Regions from separate parts of the Mus musculus genome. Here region 1 is linked to region 2. A link is a contact called in ENCODE Hi-C or POLR2A ChIA-PET data. All regions are on one chromosome and are shown on one strand. Each heading gives the region's core, a stretch centred on a gene start or an enhancer-like site at or near the end of the contact. The rest is flanking DNA. Distances are from core to core; before and after follow the strand shown.

Region 1 (4,610 bases), core at 1,726-4,225, 180 kb after region 2:
ACTGGCACAGACCTGACCTCCCCAAAAGGCCACCTGAGGATTTTATCCCTCGGCACAGGGTGTTGGAAGGCAGCATTACAGTGTGAGTTGCTAATATGTAGTGAGGCTGGGGGTTGCTGGGTGGCCCCCCAGCTCCTGCTGTGCCCGCCATTGTGCAGGGTCTTTGATGGAACCAGAGTTTGAAAACAACCTGGCTCTATGAAATCTACAGTGCTGTCTTTACAACGTAAAAGCTGGGTTTACCTCTGTCACCTTTTGCCTGGCCCTGAGCCGAGCTAGCTACAGGTGCAGTTTGCTCCCCAGTGCTACCTTGGGACTCCTTCTCAGATCTGGGTGCTGTGTGGGTCTAGGGAACTGTATTGGGTCTTGGATGTTAAACATGTACTGAGAGGTACTTTGTGGGGTACTATGCAGAGTCTGGGGTGCTGTGCAGAGTCTGGGGTTCTGTGTAGGGTCTGGGGTTCTGTGCAGGGTCTGGGGTGCTGTGCAGGGTCTGGGGTGCTGTGCAGGGTCTGGGGTGCTGTGCAGGGTGTGTCTGCTCTGTGTTAGGAAGGATGTAGGAAGTATCTGTCTGACCCCTGCTGGACGGTTGCACACTTTCCCTGGGAGCCAAGGTGCCTTGCGGTGGGTGGCATCTGTCACTGAGAGGCATGCCACAGGAATCACAGCTGCCCTAATGTTCCTCAGGCCTTTCCCTGACCACAGGAGGTCCCAGGTGAAGGACCTCAATGTCACCCTGCCTGGGGTATCACAGACAGGAAGTAAGGTTCTGCAGGCCAGGTGACCCACCTCCAACACCCCTGCACTGAGTTCCTTCTGTGGTGGGGAAACTTGGGGTCCAAGTCGTGAAGATATTTGTGGTGAGGAGGAATAGGGGTGAGAGGGGGGACAAATGTAGACTGAATCCTTGTGGAGAAGTAGGGTGTAGATTGGGGCTTATGATGACAAAAGTTACAGGGCGGCAGGGGAGGGGGGATTCAGGTCAGCCAGAGCAGAACACAGGCCTGACAGGGAGAATCTCTTGTCCCCAAACCCAGTTAGCCGCAGAGACATCTGACACCCCATAATCCTTTGTGCTACACCTAACAAAGCTGGGGATTTATTTTATTTCATTTATTTTATGGTTTTTCGAGACAGGGTTTCTCTGCATAGCCCTGGCTGTCCTGGAACTCACTTTGTAGACGAGGCTGGCCTCGAACTCAGAAAACCGCCTGCCTCTGCCTCCTGAGTGCTGGGATTAAAGGTGTGCGTCACCACACCCGGCAAAGAGTTGGGAATTTTTGAGTACCTGCTGTATACCCCCATGGAGGCTGAGTCGCCCTCCGCCCACCCATGTGTCCATTACACAGGGGAGGGAGGGAGCCCCAGAGAGAGACCCAGGCACTGGCAGGACCTAAGCATAGGACAGAGGCTAAGGGTCACTGTTTCCCAGGAATAGTTCTGCACAGATGGTCAACCTCTGCCTGACTTGAGAACTAGATTTCTTCCTACCCGTAGCCAGAGGATTCAGGGAGAAGCCAAGGTTGATGAAGGCCAGAACTCAGGTTATTGACGCCTCTGGCTCCTTGCATCTCCAGTGGGGCTCTCCAGGCTGGTCTACAACACGTCAGCTGTTGCTAGTGGATTACTACCTGGGCTGACCTCCACCCTGCCTGTGAACAGGATGGTTTGGTGTTGTGCAGTCCGGGGGTGCTGCACAGAGTCTGGGGGTGCTGTGCTAGATCTAGGGGTAGTGGGTGGGGCCTGGATTCTGTGCGGGGTCTGGATGCTGTGCCTAGGTCTGGGCTGCTATGTTGGGTCTGCAGGTGCTGTGCTGGGTCTGAGGATGCTGTGCGGCATCTGGGCCCCAGGATGCTACAGCTGTGTGTCCACCTCTCTCGCGCTTTTCCTCAGCTCAGTAGCCTGGCAGTGGAGGCTGAGGCCTTTGTTCTCTAGAATCAGAGGCAGTGATGGGCCTATGGTTCTTGGTAAGGCTGCCTTCTCCCAGCCTGTCCCTGGTCAACAGGCTGCTGGGGTCGGTGGAGGCGTCTCTACCATGGAATCCTAGTCTCACCTGGGAAGTGGCCCCAGGGTCGCTGCTGGCTAGGCCTCTCCGGAGTTTTATGGCAAACAGATAGATGACAGATGGACAGCTTTGTTGCTTTAGTGCAGGATGGAAAGTTAGACCGTCTCCCCAGTGATAGGCTTCTCTGGAACCCATATGGACCGGTTTTTCTCTGGCCACACCCTTCGCTCCAGTGCGACAGGTGCGTGCGTGCATGGTCACTGTTACCAGCTTTCATCTGCAAAGAGCAGAGTCCAAGAAGGGCTGACTGCCTTGTGCATGGCAATCATAGAGGTGGGATTCAGACCTGGGCCTGCCCCTCCCTAAGCCTCAGGCCTCTTGGTCCACTAGGTGAAATGAATTCCCAACTCCGTCTCTCTCTAAGACGGAGCTGGGAATTCTCTGGGGACTCTCTCCTGCTCCGCTGTGCTAGCCATGATGTGACTGTGTGGTCCCCGCAGCCCCTGTACACACAGCTTCTTGCTCATTCAGACCTCCCCACATCCAGAGCCCCACACCCAACACTCTCACCCTTGTCCTTGTCACCCTGACCCATCATGTTCCTGTCCATGTTTTCTTGCAACACCTTGGAGCTCCTGAGACCAGGAGTGGGGTGTCTCCCAGCGGAGCAATAAACTCTCTCCAAAATGCTTCCAGCTCATGGGTTCTCCTCTGCTGCTTGTCTCCAGCGTGGTACAGGTGCCCGCACAGTGGCACACAGCGGGTGCGTGAACAGCAGGAGCCAATCAGTTGGATGATCAGCCTTTGGACATAGTGAGTACATTCCATAAGTCAGTTGGATGGAGGGAGTAAGTCAGTAGGGAAACCAAGGTTTAGGGTTCTACCTGTGTTGGGCATCCCTTCCCTGGACAGACAACTCTGTGAGAGAAATCCCAATAGCGTCAGCTTGGGGCCACGGCTTCAGGGTGCCACAGTGGGTAGGGCCAGGGCAAGGAAATAGTGAAGTCCTCTCTCGAAGAGCAGTCCACCAGAGGGCCCTCCCAGAGGGCGGGGCTTCTGCCCAGAGCAAGGAAAAGGCTCCGGGAGACGGACCCACCCACTTCTATTGAAGCCTAGCTGGGGCCAGCTCTGGGGTCCTGCCAGACACAGCAGTGCTTTGTATCCAGGCTCCTACTACAGCCACCAGGGTGGGGGCGCTTTGTATTGTAAATTTCCATGGAGAATTATGTCTTAATGTATGGTAATCCTCGGACCTGGGGGCTGTGCTGTCCTTACGCCTGTGGGAGTCTAGACCGCCCCTGGAGGAGGGCTGGAGAGCGCAAGTGACGTGTGGGGGTCAAAGGGGCGTGTCCTGGAGACCCAGGGATTCCCTGAGTTGAGCTTTGGGGACCCTCTGAAGCAGGTTGTCTGGCCTAGCTTCCTGCTTATTGGCCAGCCCTCCAAGGAACCTGACTCTGGTTTTAGACCAGAACTGGCCTTGGGGCTCTCTGCGTATCAGGTACTGGCTCCTGATCCTTCCGTGCTGGGAGAACACATGACTTCTTGGCTCAGCTTAGGCTCGGAGTGAGCGACGCTGTGCCCCTGCCCTATGGGGGAGCGGGGGTGGATGCTAGGGTGGGTGTCGGGGCTGTGGAGAGATCCAGTGATCCGGCGTTCAGTGGCTTTTTGCTCAGTCTCTAGAGAAAGGGGGACAGCCCGGGAGCTCCCCTGGGAAGAACAAGCCATGTGATCAGATGACAGGTACCAAGGCCCTGGGGCTGGGGCTTGGCTTCTGTCCCAAGCTGTGGATTTTCCTGCTCTTGAATGGTTCTTTGGATATTTATTGGAGTCAAGTTGCTGTAGGGGAGCAAAGAAGCAGAGGAGGCTGTGGGCTGGTCGGATAGTCCAATCTCCCAAGTTGAGCGACTGCTGCGGGTAGGATGCTGATAGGGTGAGTGAGCTCAGCAGGGGAAGAGCAGGCACTGGACATGGGAACCATGAGGAGAGGGGAGAAAGCCACAACTGCTACCACCGCAGAAAGGGAAGAGTACTTTGGGGCCCCTCCCCCTCCCCCTCCCCCTGGCGGTCTCCTGCAGTTTAACCTTGCTCTGCCTTCTGCCCCCTCTCCTCCCTCCTCCTCCTCCTCCCCTCTCTCTTCTTCCTCCTCTCTCCTGCCCCCCTCCTCTCCTTCCTGTCGTCCTCTTCCCCTTCCCTTCCCCCTGCCCTCTCCCCTTCCCTCTCCTTCCCCTTCCCTTCTCCCTGCCCTCTCCCCTTCCCTCTCCTTCCCCTCCCCCTCCCCCCTTTAGCCCCACCCCTGCCCCCTTCCCCTCCTTTCTGCCTCTCTCCCTCCTGGCTTATTCCCCTGCTTCCTATCTCCTTTTCCTTCTTCCTGCTCCCTCCTGTGCACTGCCCGCCCCCTCCCCCCACCCCCTTAAGTAGCATCTGTTTCAGAAGCCAGGAATTGGCCTCTACACACACTTTAGCCATCTTCCCCATCCCTCCCAGGAAGGCTGAATCCCCCGCTGCAGAAGTGAGGGGGCCTGGCAGGGTGTGTATGTGTGTAAGACACACACACCCCAGCATTCTGCACCAAGACTGCCTGCACCTTAGTCCTGGACTAACTGCC
Region 2 (4,428 bases), core at 299-2,798:
GCACATCTGGGGAGGGGAAGTTTTACTTGGGAAACACATATGACAGGGGCTGGGGTGGGGTCAGGATGGTGAGGTGGTTGGTTGTGCTGGGCTGAGTGGCCCATGGGCCTGGTCACTGTGTCACAGAGGGACAGGCTCCTGAGACACCTGTGACTTAACCTGCCAGGCACTACTTGACTCTGGGGACCCCAGGCCTCCAAGTGACACATCTTTCCCCTTGGGCCCTATGGAGGCTCGGAGCCTGGTGCAGCTGCCCGCACATCTGTCAGTTCGAGAATTCTCCAGCCAGATGTCAGGAGGCACAGCTGTGCTCAGGCTCACAGGTACAATCTGCATGGCACACAGTGGGTGTCTGAAAAAAACAGAGATGTGCTCTCTCCCACTCATAGAGGGACAGAGGGACAGGGCGCTGTCTCCTTAGAGAACTCCCAAGTGTATCCTCCTGTTCTCTCTAGGCTCGCAGGGGCTCCAGCACTCCTTGGCTTAAGGACTTGTCACTCTGTGTGGCCTCCCTGGCTCTTCCTATCTCAGAGATACTTCCATTGGACAGCCTGTCCCCCATGCCATGATGACTCCATCCTTATATCTATGTCTACATGGGATTCTGGGGTACATGACTTTGAGGGGACATTTAAGGCAATACACTTGTTCTACCAGATGTCTTCACACCGGTTAGGTGTCTCTTCCTCCTCCCTCTCTGCTGCTGTGACCCATGAACCTCTTGGCTGCCTTCCTAGTACCAAGCACGCCTCTGCCCCTGGGCCTTTGCACCTGCTGTCTGTCCCACCCAGACTACACTTGAACAATCTGAGCTTGTCGCCTGTGCGCCCACGTTGTGACTTTTTGTCCTTGGTTTCTAAAATGTTTCCTGGCATCTAGAATCTTCTTAGATCAGTCTGCAGGCTGAACAGATGATCCTGTGGCTCACACTTCCAGGTGGTGGTGTCCAGGAGCCTCCTCAGTGGTGAGGGAAGGGACAAGAGTCAATAGCATGCTCTTTTCTCTTCGGTCCTGTCTGCTTGGCTCTTGGTCCTTTTATGCATGTGTATTTGTGCTGGAGAGATTGGCTTGGCAGTTAAAAGCACTGGCTGCTCTTGTAGAGGACCCAGGTTCAATTCCCAGCACCCACATACAGACTCACAATCATCTGTAACCTCGGGGCCTTAGAGTTTCTGAGGGTCTCTTGTGATATCTATGCAGGCAAATCACCCATACACAGAAAATACAGATAAATAAATCTAAGAAAAGAGAAAGAAAGGAGAAGGGGGTTAAAAATCACACTGAAAGTCATACCTTCCACAGAGACTCCCTGCCTCACTGGACAGATGGACACTAAAGTTCAGAGGGCAGGGCAGGACTGTGTCTGCTCCATTAATCTAAACTACCAGGGCCGCAACACCCACTCCAGGCCTGCGCTGGCTCCTCTCTCACCTAGGTGTGGGGCCAGCTCTGGCCCAGAGCCTGCCTTGGTAGGAGGGGCCTGGATTCTCCCCTGCGGCAGTCAGGATCCCAGGGGTTAGGACTGGGTGGGCCTCTGGAGCCTCCCACAGCTTTCCTGCATTTCCAAGTTCAACATCACCTTTGCCAGCTGCCAACCCGGTATCATACGACACCCACTCCAGAAACACACATCGCCCTCTGCCATGGTAGTGGCCAGGCTGGGTCTGATGGGGCCTGGTGGGTCCGAGGCAGAGGAGGCGGCCACCCAGGGTGGCCCTGAGCTCGAGGAGCCTTCTGGAAACATTGTAACCAGCCGCACTGCCTGTACTTGCAAACTTTGTTGCAAAAGAAAATAAACAGGTGACTTAATCAGAGTGGTTTGCAGCCCGGCTGAGTAGATAGCTCCCAGCCACCTCCGGGAGGCTGCCTGCATGTAACACCATTCTGTGTTGCTCTGGGGCCTTGTTCTCCATCAGCAGCGTGAGGACTGGGGAGTTGTTTCCTCTTTACATCTGAAGAAACTGAGGCTGGGATACCTTCAGAGTGTCTGTTTGTTCACCAGGGAAGCAAGCTCTGTCACCTTGCTCTTAAAATAGCCCCCGGTAGTCAGTAGCACAGGGAGCCCTTGTCTGCAGCTCCTGGGCGATTGTGGCTTTGTGGCAGAGACGGACAGACCTCAGGAGTGCTTGGAACAGGCCTCAGGTGAGCCGGAGCCCCTCTGATCCAGATCCAAACCCCAAGCCTGGCCTTGGAACAGATACAGAGGGAGATGCGGTCTGGTGATAAACGCTTCTGATGCCAAAGGCAAGACAACCCTGCTCCCTCCCGATGCTTGAAGAGACCAGGAGATAGTGGGACAGGGCTCCTGCCCATGTGGGTCATCCTTTGGTGGGGTGAAAGGTAAAAAGGTTAGAGGTTGGATAATGGTGGGTTAAAGCCTTCCACTCAGATACTGTGGAGTAAGTTGGACGCTGGAAGTGGGCAGAGATGTTTCCAGAGGGTACTGAAGGAAAGTGGTGGGTAGCCAGTCCACAGCAGGGTCTGAAGTATGAACCCAGTCTGAGGATCTTGCTGTGGGGCCCCACCAGTTCTGGAGGCACAGCTGGTGACTGAGTGTGACATCCCTGAAAGAAGCCTGGTCCCCCGCTGTGCTCCAGGTGTCATCCTGTTTCATGTGGCAGTTTCCCCCTGCCTCCCCGTCCCGACCCCCCCCCCCCCGCACTATAAATGGACAACGGTGGGGCCGGCCATCCAGCTGTATGGCCGAGCATGGAACAGTTGCCAAGGCCAGCTAGTCTGGGACCTCACATCCAACCAGGAGCGCTCAGTGCCACCTGGTTCCTTTGCATGGGAATTATGAAACCACATGGAGGCGCCACTGAGCATACAGAGGTCTGTTAAAGCAGTGACCAGCAACTGCTAAATTCTGACAAGGACTTGGAGATGCCCAAATCCTCACCTACTCTTGGGTGGGGGAGGAGGATATGGGGAGGCCCGGGGAGAGTTCCAGGGGAGTCCCAGATCCGAAAGCCACCATGCAACCGAGCAAGTCATGGGGGTGTTCCCAAGAGAGTGGACATGCTCACCTTCTCAGGCACCAGAGCACTATCAGTCACTGGAGAACAGTCACTCAGGGAAGGGAAGGCAGCACAGAACCCAGCAGTGGAGGACACACACGACTCAAAAACAGGAAGCCAGACACGGGAGGCCACCCAGTGTGGGACTCTTACCAGTCTGATGTGACCAGCACCCAAACCCAAAGACAGCCGATGGGAAGGGGGTGCTGAGTCACTGCTGTGGGTTTCGTCTGGGGGATGATGGAAAGTCTTCAGATGCGGGTGATAGCTATATGACACTAAGTATACACCATCCTGCTGAGGTGGGGAGAGTCAGTGTTTCCTATATGCAAATTCTGAATTCTGTCTGAGCCACGCCCCCAGGCCCTTAACTGGAGGATTCTAGGAAGGAACTCTACCAGTGAAGCCGACTCCACTCTTTTTTTTTTTTTTTTTTTTTTTTTCTGGGATAGGGTCTTGTTAAATTTCTCAGGCTGGCCTTGAACTTGTGCCTGCCTCAGTCCCTTAGAGTAGCTGCATTGACAAGCCTGCGCTACTCTGCTGGACCAGGGAGCACCAGACACTGGTTCCCCTGGCAGATCTGCTTTTGCCTTCAGCCTTCTTTTCTGTCCAGGTCCTCAAGGGATTGTGATCATGGATGTCTTTTTATTTGGTGAGAAACAGGGTGAGACGATTTCTGCTGGCACGCACTTAGCCTGCCGTGGCTCTCCACCAGAAATCGAATACTATGATCCATTTTGGGGGGGGGGGGCAGTATTTTTAAGTCCACTTTAAAAAAAATCGTATTAATTTTTACAGGAGTAGAAAGATGGGCTGCCTGTTCTACATAACATCTTTTATTCAAAAAATGCTGTCCTAGAAATCAAGACTGTCCCAGCTTATGTGGCAAATGGCTGCCATTGGCCTATCATTCCTACTGGGGAGAGGCAGGAACCTCCAGCAAGTGATCTAGCATCTCTGTTTCTTGGTCGCCCTGTGCATGCAATGGAGGTCACTTCTAGAACTGAATAAGGGCGTGGCACCCAGATACTGTGGGGGGTCCAGTCATCTGAAGCTGATCTTGCCTGGCCATCTTGCCTCCAGCCTCCTATGTGCTGCCGACCACAGAACAGCCCATGCTCCATTGTTCACAGACCTGCAGTGGGGTGGGTGGGGTGGGTGAGGCTAGGTGGGACCACCTGTGGAGGCCTCTGCCTGGGGCTGGAAGAACCGCTTCCAAGATGGCAGAGTGGCTAGCAACATGGTGGGGCCTCTTGCCAACTTGTTCTATGGCTTGTGGGTCTGGTTTACTCTTCCTGCCTCCTCCCTCTAGGCAGTTGGGGTTCCTGGTTTGTGGAGCCCCAGAACCAAAGTCATCACAGTCAAGAGCCAGATACAGAAGTCACAACATTAGCCCCTTCCTCTTCCAGAC

The links. Hi-C counts contacts between places; a loop is a spot of excess contacts on that map. ChIA-PET counts read pairs that join two places held with the same protein, here RNA polymerase II (POLR2A).
Region 1: a map of CH12.LX shows a loop between it and region 2 (2.0-fold over the local background). The contact joins two enhancer-like sites. A Hi-C loop is called at or near these places in 3 of 37 maps with a recorded cell type or tissue (CH12.LX, gastrocnemius and v-Abl transformed pro-B cells). POLR2A ChIA-PET finds 5 or more read pairs at or near these places in 3 of 5 experiments (Patski and embryonic stem cell).

What each region holds. Positions count from the first base shown.
Region 1 is chr8:120,506,161-120,510,770 of GRCm38, forward strand. It overlaps a transcript of Gse1 not described here. Among named protein-coding and RNA genes, the nearest start is that of Gm51556, 18 kb to the left of the region's middle. Within about 2 kb of position 2,976, at least 1 of the 3 ENCODE cell types and tissues checked has a DNase peak (open chromatin) inside an H3K27ac peak, as active enhancers do.
Region 2 is chr8:120,329,728-120,334,155 of GRCm38, forward strand. It overlaps Gm32968 (a long non-coding RNA gene), which reads left to right. Exons shown (of 3, transcript XR_388103.3): 1 at 1-323. It also overlaps a transcript of Gse1 not described here. Among named protein-coding and RNA genes, the nearest start is that of Gm32968, 4.3 kb to the left of the region's middle. Within about 2 kb of position 1,549, at least 1 of the 3 ENCODE cell types and tissues checked has a DNase peak (open chromatin) inside an H3K27ac peak, as active enhancers do.